Regions from separate parts of the Homo sapiens genome. Here region 2 is linked to region 1. Evidence: chromatin contacts called from ENCODE Hi-C or POLR2A ChIA-PET data. All regions are on one chromosome and are shown on one strand. The core of a region is the stretch at or near the end of the contact, and the rest is flanking DNA. Distances in the headings are between cores, read along the strand shown. Region 1 has its middle 78 kb from the start of RNF38. Region 2 holds the start of GRHPR (glyoxylate and hydroxypyruvate reductase).

Region 1 (6,976 bases), core at 1,351-3,850:
TTCCTGCTGTTTCATTTTTTCTTGGAGAGAGAGGAGGGGGGAGTACAAACCAAGGACAAGACCGGACTTCCTACTGCTTTTGGAAATAATGGCAGAGTTTTTCAGGACAGTTGTCGTGGATGAATGCTGTTCTGGGGGCTCAAGGGAAAGATACATTTGAAGTGGTTTCTGTTGTCTTTTTTATTATTATTTTTAAACATGATTGAGGGTGGTGGGATAGGAAGTTTCAATTTGCTTATGCTGCTGTCTTGGAGTAATTTTTTGAAAGAAATTATATGTTAAAAAACTAAAGATGTTTAACAAAAGTGGTCTTTTGCCCACAGAAGGGAAATAAACAATTCTTACCTGCAGGCCTTACCCAGACTGGTTTCAGTTTTTTTCCTGTTCTACTTAAATGGATATTAGCGCTGTTCTTGGGACTGCTGAGAACAGTTAACTGCAGTGATGTTGGACAGGTGGAAGAGTAGAATGATGGGAGTATATTGGGGTTTATCAATAGTTACGCTATCAAAAGCTATCACTAGCTGGTGTGGTGGCTCATGCCTGTAATCCCAGCACTTTGGGAGGTCGAGGCGGGTGGATCACCTGAGCTCAGGAGTTTGAGACCAGCCTGACCAACATGGTGAAACCCTGCCTCTACTAAAAATACAAAAATTAGCTGGGCGTGGTGGCACGCACGTGTAATCTCAGCTACTTGAGAGGCTGAAGCAGGAGAATCGCTTGAACCCAGGAGGCGGAGGTTGCAATGAGCCGAGATTGCACCATTGCACTCCAGCCTGGGTGACAGAGCAAGACTCTGTCTCAAAAAAAAAAAAAAAAGAAAGAGAAGAAAAAAAGCTATCACTGCATTTTCTGCTTTTGTGGTAAAATATGTATAGAAATAAGAGAGTGAGATATTGTGAGTTTTGGTGTATATACTGATCCTTTGACTTTGTTGAGAAATGTAGGGAAGTAGTAGTAAGAGGACCAAATATATACATGGAAGGGGCCGGGCGTGGCGGCTCACCCCTGTAATCCCAGCACTTTGGGAGGCCAAGGCGGGTGGATAACTTGAGCTCGAGTTTGAGACCAGCCTGGGCAACATGGTGAAACCCTGTCTTTACTAAAAATACAAAAATTAGCTGGGTGTGGTGGCACTTGCCTGTAATTTCAGCTGCTTGAGAGGCTGAGGCACGAGAATCGCTTGAGCCTGGGAGGCGGAGATTGCAGTGAGTTGAGATGGTGCCACTGCCCTCCAGCCTGGGGAACAGAGTGAGACCCTGTCTCAAAAAAAAAAAAAAAAAAAAAGAAAAAGAAAAAAACTGTATACATAGAATAGCAAGCAGTTAGGTAGTAGGACAATTTGTAGTGCTTTTGGGATGTTCTTGGAGTTGAAAAGTTGGCTGTCCATTCTGCTTCTGCACCTTGGATTTTAGTGGCTGCAGATGCTGCATGCTGACCTTCTGTTGAAATTTGTTTTATTGTCAGAGAACTAAAAAGTGAGCAGTTTCTCAGACTAAACAGAAGTAGAGTAGGCAGAAAGTAAAACAGGTATTCATTTAATAATCACATTTACAGGGCCAGTCGCAGTGGCTCACGTCTGTAATCTCAGCACTTTGGGAGGCTGAGGTAGGTGGATCACTTGAGCTCAAGAGTTTGAGACCAGCCTGAGCAACATGGTGAAACTCTGTCTCTACTAAAAATACAAAACTTAGCTGGGTGTGGTGGTGTGAACCTGTAGGCCCAGCTACTCGGGAGGCTGAGACAGGAGAATCACTTGAACCTGGGAGGTGTAGCTTGCAGTAAGCCGAAATCACGCCACTGCACTCCAGCCTGGGCGACAGAGTGAGACTCCATCTCAAAAAAATAAAAAAATAAAAATTCACATTTACAGATAGAGAAAAGTTGGAACTCATACTTAAAGAGACAGGGTCTTGCTATGTTGCCCATGGTGGTCTTGAACTCCTGAGCTCAAGTAATCCTCCTGCCTTGACTTCCCTAAGTGCTAGGATTACTACAGGAATGAGCCACTATGCCCGGCTGGGACTCATAATTAATAAAAAGTATTTTTCATTTGGCTTTTGTGCTATCTTATTAAAACTTTTTTTTTTATAGATTTGTCTTCCTATGTAGATTTTTATTGCCACCTCAATACATCTTTGAGCATCTACTGAGTGCCAGTAATGCCAATACCAACCACTGGTTAATTAGGATGATAGCTTTTGTTGTCAAAACTTCCTCACTTAAGGTCTTGAGAATCGCATAGAGGGGTGCAATTCAAGACAGTTATTGCTTGCTTTTCTCCCAAATTTCTTGCTTCCTTCTGCTCCCTGGTCTTCTGGGCATGGTGATTGTGCCCATCTGCCAAGATAAGCCCTGCTTCTCTCCACCCCCACATGGGAGGAGATGCAGAAGCTCAACAGAACCCTGGCTGGTCATTACAAGTAAATTCCCACAAACGATATTGAACTAGAACTGAGGGCCACCATAGTGGCTCCAGTTCCTCTTCCTCTGTTGCTACCACCCACTCTTTTCTGTGGAGCCTGGAGGGCACCCTCCCTCCACCATTATACAAAGAAGCTTTGTGCTCTGAGGATGTTCTAAAGGCGGGATTGCTGTAATTATAATTCCCTAGGCACAACCAAGTAGTGGGGGCAGGCGGGGTAAAGATGGTATCCAAGTACTTGTTGGTAGGGAGAAGTCAGGCAGGGATTAAAAATCATCTGGAGACAGTACCAAAAGTGGATAATGGAGCGTTGTTGTTAATAGTGACAGGAACGTGTTTAAGTGAATACATTTCAGAGTTTTAAATTATAATACTTGCAGCTTTAAAAAAGGACAAGACTGAGCTTGGAACCTTTCTCTTTAAGTCTGAAATTGTAACTTAAAAGTACTTTAGAGGAAAATATATAGAAATCTGGGTCTACTTTGCCTTATGTTTGTGTTACCAGAATGATTGATTGCCCACAAAAGCCGAATACATAACTTGCTTACTCTCCCAGGGATGCGCCCACTAATCTTTTTTTTTTTTTTTTTTTTGAGACAGCGTTTCACTCTTGTTGCCCAGGCTGGAGTGCAGTGGCGCCATCTCGGCTCACCGCAACCTCCGCCTTCTGGGTTCAAGCCATTCTCCTGCCTTAGCCTCCCGAGTAGCTGGAATTACAGGCATGAGCCACCACGCCTGGCTAATTTTGTATTTTTAGTAGCGACGGGGTTTCTTCATGTTGGTCAGGCTGGTCTCGAACTCCTGACCTCAGATGATCTACCCTCCTCGGCCTCCCAGAGTGCTGGGATTACAAGTATGAGCCACCGTGCCCGGCCAATCTTTTTTTTTTTTTTTTTAAATACTTACATTTTTGCGAAGTGATTTCTCCCTATTGCTACCAGAAAAAAAATCAGTTTATCTGGGGATGTATGCTTAATAAACGCTCTCTTTTTTTTTTTTTTTTTTTTGAGACGGAGTCTCGCTCTCTCCCCCAGGCTGGAGTGCAGTGGCGTGATCTCGGCTCACTGCAAGCTCCGCCTCCCAGGTTCACGCCATTCTCCTGCCTCAGCCTCCCGAGTAGCTGGGACTACAGATGCCCGCTACCACGCCCGGGTAATTTTTTGTATTTTTAGTAGAGATGGGGTTTCACCATGTTAGCCAGAATGGTCTCAGCCTCCCAAAGTGCTGGGATTACAGGCGTGAGCTACCACGCCTGGTAATAAACACTTATATCAACCATTCTACGTCATGATGTGCTTCTAAGAAGTCTTGTTGGCAATCTTTTAGTGAAAATTTTCTTCTTAATATGTTAATTATTACTGTATTACTTGGTATCTCAAACTGCTGTTTTCTGTTTGTTTGTTTTTTGTTTTTTGAGACAAGGTCTTGCTTTGTTGCCCACTCTGGAGTGCAGTGGCAGTGGTAATCATAGCTCACTGCAGCTTCCATCTCCCAGGCTCAAGCAGTCCTTCCACCTCAGCCTCCTGAGTAGCTGGGACAATGAGTGTGACAACTACGCTATCCTTTTTTCTTTCTTTTTTTTTTTTTTTGAGACAGAGTCTCCCTCTGTCGCCCAGGCTGGAGTGCGGTGGTGCGATCTCAGCTCACTGCAAGCTCCACCTCCCAGGTTCACGCCATTCTCCTGCCTCAGCCTCCCTGTAGCTGGGACTACAGGCGCCCCCCACCACGCCCGGCTAATTTTTTGTATTTTTTAGTAGGGATGGGGGTTTCACCATGTTAGCCAGGTTGGTCTCGATCTCCTGACCTCGTGATCCGCCTGCCTCAGCCTCCCAAAGTGTTGGGATTACAGGTGTGAGCCACAGTACCCGGCCAACTACACTAACCTTTTAAACTTTTTTGTGACATGGAGGTTTCACAATGTTGCCTAGGCTGGTCTCGAACTCCTGGGCTCAAGTGATCCTCCCACCTTGGCCTCCTAAAGTGCTGGGATTATAGGCATGAGTGACCATGCCCAGCCTGTTTTGTTGTTGTATTTTGTAAGAAATGCACCAAAGAGTTGATTGCAAGGTAATCTTTTTTTTTTTTTTTCCAGACGAGTCTTGCTCTGTCACCCAGGCTGGAGTGCAGTGGTGTGATCTTGGCTCACTGCAACCTCTGCCTCCCAGGTTCAAGCAGTTCTCTGCCTCAGCCTCCCGAGTGGCTGGAATTACAGGCGCCCACCACCACGCCCGGCTAATTTTTTTGTATTTTTAGTAGAGATGGGGTTTCACCATCTTGACCAGGCTGGTCTTGAACTCCTGACCTTGTGATCCACCTGCCTCAGCCCCCCAAAGTGCTGGGATTACAGGCGTGATCCATCGCGCCTGGCCAATAATCTTTAGACTTTAAGACTGTAAACTTCAGGAGTCCATTCTCAGGATAAGGGTGGCCCTTTTTGTTGCTGTAATTAGCATTTACGTCTATGGTGTACAGGTAGATAGTGTGTACTCCATGGAAACCTATGGCTACTGTAAGCTGTCCTTTCCTCTAATTACTTGGAGTCAAGTTAGGAGTTAGACCTTTATTCTTACCCGCCAGCATAATTTTGTCCTGGATTAGGAAACAGCTATAATCCCAGGACTTTGGGAGGCCAGAGTGGGTGGATCACCTGAGGTCAGGAGTTCGAGACCAGCCTGGCCAACATGGTGAAATCCGGTTTCTACTAAAAATACAAAAAAAAGTTAGCCGGGCATGGTGGTGGGCGCCTGTAATCCCAGCTACTTGGGAGGCTGAGGCAGGAGAATCACTGGAACCCAGGAGGCGGAGGTTGCAGTGAGCCAAGACCATGCCATCGCGCTCCAGCCTGGGCAACAAGAGCTAAACTCCATCTCAAAAAAAAAAAAAAAAAAAAAGATTGCCCGATAGTCCATTAAAAAGATATTGCCCAAATAATCCTTTGAAAAGGCTGTACCAATTTGACAGCTACATTTTATGAGACTTTAATAAAATACACAAGGTTTGGCTGGGTGGGGTGGCTCATGCCTATAATCCTAGCACTTTGGGAGGCTGAGGCGGGCGGATCACCTGAGGTCAGTTCAAGACCAGCTTGGCCAAGGGGAAACCCCGTCTCTACTAAAATACAAAAATTAGCCAGGCATGATGGCGGGTGCCTGTAATCCTAGTTATGGGGGAGACGGGAGACTCATTTGAACCCGGGAGACCATGGTTGCAGTGAGTCGAGATCACGCCACTGCACTCTAGCCTGGGTGGCTGAGCGAGACTCAGTCTCAAAAACAAAACAAAAACCTGTTTTAGTTAAGTATGTTGATTAGCAATGACTTATTTTAGCTTAATTGTAAACTATTATCTAGGTTATTTGCCTCATTTATAATTTATATTTCTTTCTTTTTTTTTTTTTTTTTGGAAACAGAGTCCCGCTCTGTCACCCAGGCTGGAGTACAGTGGCATTATCTCGGCCTACTGCAACTTCCACCTCCTGGGTTCAAGCAATTGTCCTGCTTCAGCCTCCAGAGTAGCTGGGACTACAGCCACCATGCCTAGCTAATTTTTGTATTTTTAGTAGAGATGGGCTTTCCCCATATTGGCCAGGTTGGTCTCGAACTCCTGACCGTGTGATCCGCCTGCCTCGGCCTCCCAAAGTGCTGGGATTACAGGCGTGAGCCACCGCACCCGGCTAGTTTATATTTCTTTAGGGAATTAACCCCTGTCTCTATTTTACTGCTCTCTGTTGGCCACTAAAAAATAATGATTTGAGGCCGGTCATGGTGGCTCACGCCTGTAATCCCGGCACTTTGGGAGGCCAAGGTGGCGGATCATCTGAGGTCAGGAGTTCGAGACCAGCCTGGCCAACATGGTGAAAACCTGCCTCTACTAAAAATACAAAAACTTAGCCAGGTGTGGTGGTGGGCGCCTGTAATCCCAGCTCCTTGGGAGGCTGAGGCAGGAGAATTGCTTGAACCCAGGAGATGGAGGTTGCAGGAGCTGAGATGATGCCACTCCACTCCAGCCTGGGTGACAGAGGGAGACTCTGTCTTACACACACACAAAAAGATAATGATTAATAATTACTAATATTAATAATAATTTGGTAAACATTTGTTGAATGCTTACTATGTACTAGACACAGTGAGGATTTCAGAGATAATTCAGATATGCATCAGTTCAATGATAGATCATGACAGTGTTAGCAGAACAAATGCATTTTTGGGATTGCAAAAACATCACAATTGCATTAATAGTAATAAGATTTTTTTTTTTTTTTTTTTGAGGCAGAGTCTCACTCTATTGCCCAGGCTGGAGTGAAATGGTGCTCTCTCTGCTCACTGCAACCTCCACCTCCTGGGTTCAAGCAATTCTCCTGCCTTAGCCTCCTGAGTGGGTAGCTCGGACGACAAGTGCACACAACCATGCCCAGCTAATTTTTTTATTTTTAGTAGACATGGGGTTTCACCATGTTGGCCAGGCTGGTTTTGAACTCCCGACCTCAGGTGATCCGCCTGCCTCGGCCTCCCAAAGTGCTGGGATTACAGGCGTGAGGCACCGCGCCCGGCC
Region 2 (6,976 bases), core at 1,151-3,650, 940 kb before region 1:
ATCGCAGGAAACGCCCTCAGAACCCAGACAGCACTGCAGAGCAGCCAGGAGCCAGCAGCACAGGCTGAGGGGCCCACAGGGCCAAGCCACCCTCAAGTCCCCTGCCCACCCAGTGTGCACCTGCAGCATCCAGGATCCTCTTGTCCACGTGGTCGGAGAGGAGGCAGAGCAGGCCGTGGGCCCCCGCCACACCTCGCTCTAGCTCCTTGGCAGGGATGGGCTCATCCGAGTCCCACTGCTCCACCTCACAGCTGCGGGGAAAGGGAGGCCCTCAGGAGAAGCAGGAGCCGCACACCTGTCCCCGCCCCTCCCAGCTGGGAATCCTGGCCTCTGATGGCCCTGGCCTCAGGCTGCCCGGGGCTGGCTGAGGGGAGGCAGGGTCAGGCAGGGGTGGTCTCAGAACTGTCCCGAGACAGCAGGTGACAGGTGAAGGGCTGAGGGGCCCCCCAGCAGAGCCTAAGCTGCAAGGGGGAAGGCATGGGGACAGCTCTCAGGTCAGCACAGAGAAGAGCTTTCCCACATTCACAGGGGCTGGGCGGCCAAGCAGGCGGCCAACTGCAGGGAAGGCCCGTGGGGGGCAGGGTGTGCCTCAGGTGGGGGGCCTGGATTCAATGGCCTGTTGCATCTCTTCCTGTCCGTGGAGTCCATGAAATAGAAAACTCTCATAGTTGGACTGGGCCAGGAAAGATAAGGTCAAGGCCACCCAACGCTTCCACGGCAGCTCACAGCAACCAGATATTTGTCCCAGTGATGCACGGTGCCTCCTGGCCCTTGCCATGGAATTCAGTACAGTCAGCACGTGTGGAGCCTCTATGTGGCAGGACACAGGATAGCTACTTGCACCTCCTGACTGAGCCCAGGGCACTGACCACCTTTCATCCACCTCCCCATGAGCAGGGTACAGCGTGAGCTACTGTTACCATGGGCGCGGTTGCTGCCTTCCACCTTCTCCTGCTCAGTACAAAGTGGGTCCTTGGCAAAGGTTTTGTTGCAGTGAACAAAATTTGAAAATCTCATATGCCCCTAGAACTGGCTGCTGAGGCTGGATTGCATCCTCTTCCTATCTAACATTGGAAACACAAACCTGATCAAATGCAGTGATCAGACAGCAGTCAGACACTTCTGAGTACAAGCCCCAGCTCCTCCACCTGGGAGCTGCATGGCTTTGGGAAGAAACTTAACCCTAAGTCCAGCCTCCAGTTTTTAATCTGTGCAATGGGAATTATAATACTGACTTCACAGTGCTACCAGGATTAAAAGTTTATGTATATGAAGCACCTGGCAAGGTTGGCCCACAAAAAGGGTTCCATTTAGCAAGGGTGGGCCAGGTGCAGTGGTTCATGCCTGTAATCCCAGCACTTTGGGAGGCTGAGGTGGGAGGATCCCTTCGTACAGGAGTTCAGGACCAGCCTGGGCAACACAGTGAGACCCTCGTCTTTGAAAAAAATAAAAAATTAGCCAGGCATGGTAGTGCATGCCTGTAGTAGTCCCAGCTACTTGGGAGGCTGAGGTGGAAGTATCTCTTGAGTCCAGGAGGTTGAGGCTGCAGTGAGGTATAATGGTGCCACTGCACTCCAGCCTGGATGAGAGTGAGACCCTGTCTTAAAAATTAAAGGGTCCTCAGGCCAGTCATGGTGACTAACACCTGTAATCCCAACACTTTGGGAGGCTGAGGCAAGAGGATTGCTTGAGCCCAGGAATTTGAGACCAGCCTGAGCAACAGAGTGAGACCCCCATCTCTACAAAAAAAAAATCAGAAAATTAGCCGGTAGTGATTGTTTGCGCCTGTAGTCCCAGCTACTCGGGAGGCTCAGGTGGGAGAACTGATTGGGCCCAAGAAGTCGAGGCTGCAGTAAGCCACGATCGATCGAGCCACTGCACTCCAGCCTGTGCAGCAGAGTGAGACTGTCTCAAAAAAAAAAAAAAAAAGATAAGTAAATATAAAGAAGAAGAGTCATCAAAGCCCCCTGCCAAACGTCCAAGGGCCTGGTCAGTGACCGCCATGTCCCTGACCCCACATGTCCTGTGGGAGCGTGGAGAATTAGCCTGGACCTTGCCTCAGGGGCAATCTCCCCTCTCCAAAGCCGGAACTGCAGGTCCCAGCGTCGTCTTAAGAGGAGAACTGGGCCCCAGAGAACTTTCTCCGAGACTCCCCAAAACTCCAAGCCTGCCCCAGCCGGCCACAAGGCCCAAACGCCCCGCCCGGCTCTCCGGTCCCTGGGACCGCCCTGCTCCCTCCTCCACGGCGCGCGAGGCTCTTACTCTGCCGCCCGGGCGAGCGCGACCCTACCCTCGGCGGGTATCCTGCGGGTGACGAACACCTTCATGAGTCGCACCGGTCTCATCCGCAGTGCAGCCGCCGACCCGGACCTGGCAGTACAGAAGCTGGCCCGGGAATGTAGCTGGGCCGGGGCGGGGCCAGGCTGGAGTGGGCGGGAGAGACGTCGCGCGCGGCGTGCGCAGGGGGTGTGGCTTCGCGAGAGGGAGCGCCGGGTTGCGGCTGAGCGGTGACTGTGCGTGCTCGGGGAGTGACAGTAACAGTGACCCTACACAGTGTCCTTGTGTGTGTGTGGGGGGGTGCGCCTCGTGCCACTGGGGAATCAGGGCCCCGGGGGAGAGGGGGCAGTATCCCGTCCAAGGCCTCATGGGAGCCCTGCTTTTTCTACACGCTCAGGGTCCTGTTTCCACAGGCTCAGGCCTTAAGAGACTGAAAGCCCCCACTTTTTCTGTCTCTTGGGTTGGCCCAGGGTAGAAACCCAGGTTCCAGGCTGTGAGGAAGTCCAGGACACACAGAGAGGTCACGTGTAGGTGTTCAGGCCAACAGCACAGCCAGGGGCCCGGCTCACAGCCACCGTCAATGACCAGAGGTATGAGTGAGGAAGCCTTCGGGTGACTCCAGGCCAACTCCCACCTGACTACAGCTAAAACTGCAAGAAAGAGCCTTTAGGAGAATCACTGGCTGAGCCCAGTCAACCCCGGAACCATAAGAGATGATAATGCACTGACTGCTGTTGCTCTAAGCCGTTCAATTTTGGAGTAATTCTTTATGCAGCAATAAATAAGTGATACGCTATGTGTGCGAAAGCCAGAAGCCATAAGAGTACAACTAATTCTCCATTGAAAAATTAACCGTACCATCCTGAATGCATCTGATCTTGGAAACTAAGCCTGGTTAGGGCTTGTATGGGAGACTGCCTGGAAATACCAGGTGCCTGGAAATACCAGGCTTATGTTTATCTTAAAAAAAAAAAATTAACAAAATCATAAGACAACAAACCGGGAAAAATACCATATATTTGCAACTCATTTTATAGACAAGGGGTTGATTTACTTATTGCACAAATAGTTCCTAAGACAAAGATGCCCAGCTTATCTGAATAAGCAAAGGATATCAATGGACAGTTTATAGAAAAGAAAATGGCCTTTAAATGTATGGCTGGGCGCGGTGGCTCATGCCTGTAATCCCAGCACTTTCGGAGGCCGAGGCAGGCGGATCACTTGAGGTCAGAAGTTTGAGACCAGCCTGGCCAACATGGTGAAACTCTGTCTGTACTGAATATACAAACATTAGGTGGGCATGGTGGCACATGCCTGTAATTCCAGCTACTCAGGAGGCTGAGGCAGGAGAATTGCTCATGAGTCCAGGAGATGGAGGTTGCAGTGAGCCGAGATCCCATCACTACACTCCAGCCTGGGTGACAGAGTGAGACTCCATCTAAAACAAAAAAAAACAAAACAAACAAAAAAAAAAAACAAAAGATGAAAAGTGCTCAACTTGACTCACAAAAGAACTGCATATTAAAATTACAGCAAGATACCAATGTAAAAAATAATACATTGGGGAACCAGGTGCTTTCATACGTTGCTGGTAGGAGTGTAAATCAGCAACTTCAATAAGAAAGTTTGGCAGTAGCTATCAAAGTTTAGACTGCACATCTTTTTTGACCCAGAAATTTTGCTTTTAGGAATTTACCTTACAGACGCGTTCACACATGTGCAAAATGCCATCTGCCAAAGGCTCTTCATTGTGGCATTGTTGGAATAGTAAAATATGGGAAACAACCTAAAGGTCCACTCATAGGGGACTGTTCATTACGTATGCTTCATTCCCACAGTGAAATACTCTGCATCAATCAAAAGAGTGAGGCAGCTCTGTGCGTACCAGTGTGGAATGATCTCCAAGATGTACTGTCCAGTGAGAAAACAGGGTGATGCAAAGTGCATATGTTACCATTTATAGGAGAAAGTATATGCCTATTCTTTTTTTTTTTTTTTTTTTTTTTTTTTTGAGACAGGATCTCAGTCTGTTATCTAGGCTGGAGGGCAATGGTGCAATCTTGGCTCACTGCAACCTCTACCTCCTGTGCTCCAATGATCCTCCCGCCTCAGCCTCCTGAGCAGCTGGGACCACAGGCATGTGCCACCACACCCAGCTAATGTTTTGTATTTTTTGTAGAGACAGGGTTTCATTATGTTGACCGGGCTTGTCTCGAACACCTGGGCTCAAAGCGATCCACTTCCAAAGTTCTGGGATTACAGGCGTGAGCCACGACACCTGGCCACCTATTTCTGTGTGTTAAATATCCCTGGAAAGATGTACAAGAAACATCTTTCTTGTTTCTTTGGGAACAGGCCAGGTGCAGTGGCTCATGGTTTGTAATTCCAGCACTTTGGGAGGCTGAGTCAGGAGCATTGCTTGAGCCCAGGAGTTTGAGACAAGCCTGGGCAACATAGCGAGACCCTGTCTCTACAAAAAAAAATTTTTTTTTAATTACCCAGGCGTAGTGGTGTACACCTGTAGTCCCAGTTACTTGGGAAACTGAAGTAGGAAGATTGCTTGAGCCTGGGAGGCTGGGGCTGCAGTGAACTGTGATTGTGCCACTGCACTCCAGCCTGGGCAACAGAGTGAGTGAGACCCTGTCTCTAACAAAAAAAAAAAAAAAAAAAGAAAAAGAAAAAAGAAGAAACTGGGGACAGTGGCTGCCTCTGGGGAGAAGACCTGGTGAACTGGGACAGAGTAAGAGAGACACAATTTTCACCCTTTGGGAATTTGCATCTTGTGCATTTATTATCTACCCTCAAAATAAAGAAAACATTCATTTAAAAATAGCACTTGGCCAGGCGCGGTGGCTCACGCCTGTAATCCCAGCACTTTGGGAGGCTGAGGCGGGTGGATCACCTGAGCTTAGGAGTTCGAGACCAGCCTGGCCAACATGGTAAAGCCCCGTCTCTACTAAAAATACAAAAAAATTAGCCAGGCTTGGTGGCAGGTGCCCATAATCCAAACTACTCAGGAGGCTGAGGCAGGAAATTGCTTGAACCCAGGGGGTGGAGGTTGCAGTGAGCCAAGATCACGCCACTTTACTCCAGCCTGGGCGACAGAGCGAGACTCTGTCTCAAAAGAAAACAAAAGACAAACAAACAAAAAAACTCCGTCTCAAAAATAAATAAATAAAATAAAATAAATAAAAATAGCATTTGGCCAGGTTTGGTGGCTGATTCCTGTAATCCCAGCACTTTGGGAGGCTAAAGCTGGAGGACTGCTTGAGGTCAGGAGTTCAAGACCAGCATGGGCAATATAGGGAGGCTCCCCCACCCTGTCTTTACAGAAAAATTTAAAAGTTAGCTGGTTGTGGTGGCTGAGTCCCGGAAGGCGGAGGCCGGAGTATCACTTCAGCCCAGGAGTTCAAGGTTACAGTAAGCTATGATTGCACCCCTGCACTCCAGCCTGGGCAACAGAGTAAGACTCTGTCTCAATAATAATAATAGTAATAGTCTCTAAAACACTTCTTTTCTTGCTGTCATTTTGAATCCTTGCACACTAAATATCAATTCCCCTGCCTTAGCTGTGGCCTTGCCCCTTCATCGCTCAGGTGTCTCCCAGGCTGCGCTTCTACGCTGATGACTCTGGAGTGAGCAGCTCCAGCCCCCATCACCCAGCTTCAGAGCCATAAGCCGCCTCTCTCCTGCCTCCTCCACCTGAGCATCCTCAGGTATCTGGAACTCAACACCTGCCAAACCCAATTCATCCACCTTCTCCCCAATACCTCACCTGACACCTGCGCTCCTCCCACATATCCATCAAAGGGACAGCCACCCCAAGCCAATACCTAGAAGTCACCCCTCACTCATGTATTTCACCCCTCCCACTCCACAGGCTTGTATTGTGGTTGAGAGCTTGGGTCTGGAGCCAGGGTGCTGGGTGTGAATCCAAGCTCGGCCTCTTGGTAATGGTGTGACTTAAGCAAATGACTTCATCTTTCTTGCCTGCAGCTTCCTGTCTGTAGACTGGGGAGAGCAACATATGCACCCCACAGATACTGAAACATGGAAACGTTAGTGAGTGACCATGTCCAGTGCTCAGGGCAGTGTCTGGAACTAACTAAGAGCTCCCGAAATGCCAGCTACTTATTATGATGACTGGTTTTACCCAATGAAGCCCAGGTCAGGCCTCCTCTGCTTAGCAGATCCCTCTTCCTGTGCCCTCAGCTGGCTCTGTTCCTACCACCCAGTAGCACTTATTGAGCCCCAGCTGTGTGCATTGCTTTGGGGGAGGGGACCCATTAACCTTCCGTGTCCCCTCCTGGCCCTGGTGGACAGGTTTCTCCCATGCCCAATGCCCTTGTTTGTACTTGTGTGTAGGAGGAGCTGGGCTCAGGATTAACAGAGAACACTCACTGGTTAACAGAGGCCGAAGGGCCTGGCCTGGGGACAGAAAAACACCTCTTTTTGTCAATGTTTGATGTGTTTCAGAAATGTTCCCTGGCCTGGGAACACAGATAATGGCCTGAGGGTAAGACACTTATTAATGTGTTACTTAAGAGAGGGAGGTAGCAGGGTGGAGCTGTGGCCGGGATCCAGGTGGCCCAGGGACTTGCTGTGTGATCTTCAGCGGGTGATGTCACCTCTCTGTGAATATCATACCAGTTCCCTCATTTGGGCCCTCATGGGGCAGAATGTATTCAGATCAAATCAG

Evidence for each region. Hi-C counts contacts between places; a loop is a spot of excess contacts on that map. ChIA-PET counts read pairs that join two places held with the same protein, here RNA polymerase II (POLR2A). Pooled maps may share reads with other maps.
Region 2: a loop to region 1 is called in a pooled map, with 2.2 times the contacts of the local background. The contact joins the promoter of GRHPR here to the enhancer-like site in region 1. A Hi-C loop is called at or near these places in 1 of 37 single-sample maps with no recorded cell type and 9 of 50 pooled maps. POLR2A ChIA-PET finds 5 or more read pairs at or near these places in 1 of 52 experiments (H1).

The regions. Positions count from the first base shown.
Region 1 is chr9:36,474,860-36,481,835 of GRCh38, reverse strand. It overlaps a transcript of RNF38 not described here. Among named protein-coding and RNA genes, the nearest start is that of RNF38, 78 kb to the right of the region's middle. Within about 2 kb of position 2,600, at least 2 of the 41 ENCODE cell types and tissues checked have a DNase peak (open chromatin) inside an H3K27ac peak, as active enhancers do.
Region 2 is chr9:37,418,120-37,425,095 of GRCh38, reverse strand. It overlaps GRHPR (glyoxylate and hydroxypyruvate reductase), which reads right to left and starts at 2,400. Exons shown (of 9, transcript NM_012203.2): 1 at 2,263-2,400; 2 at 121-251. The coding sequence starts at 2,345. It overlaps LOC105376035 (a long non-coding RNA gene), which reads right to left. Exons shown (of 4, transcript XR_007061479.1): 4 at 5,588-6,976. RefSeq lists enhancers at 1-128, 1,803-2,428, 2,429-3,054 and a silencer at 2,439-2,588.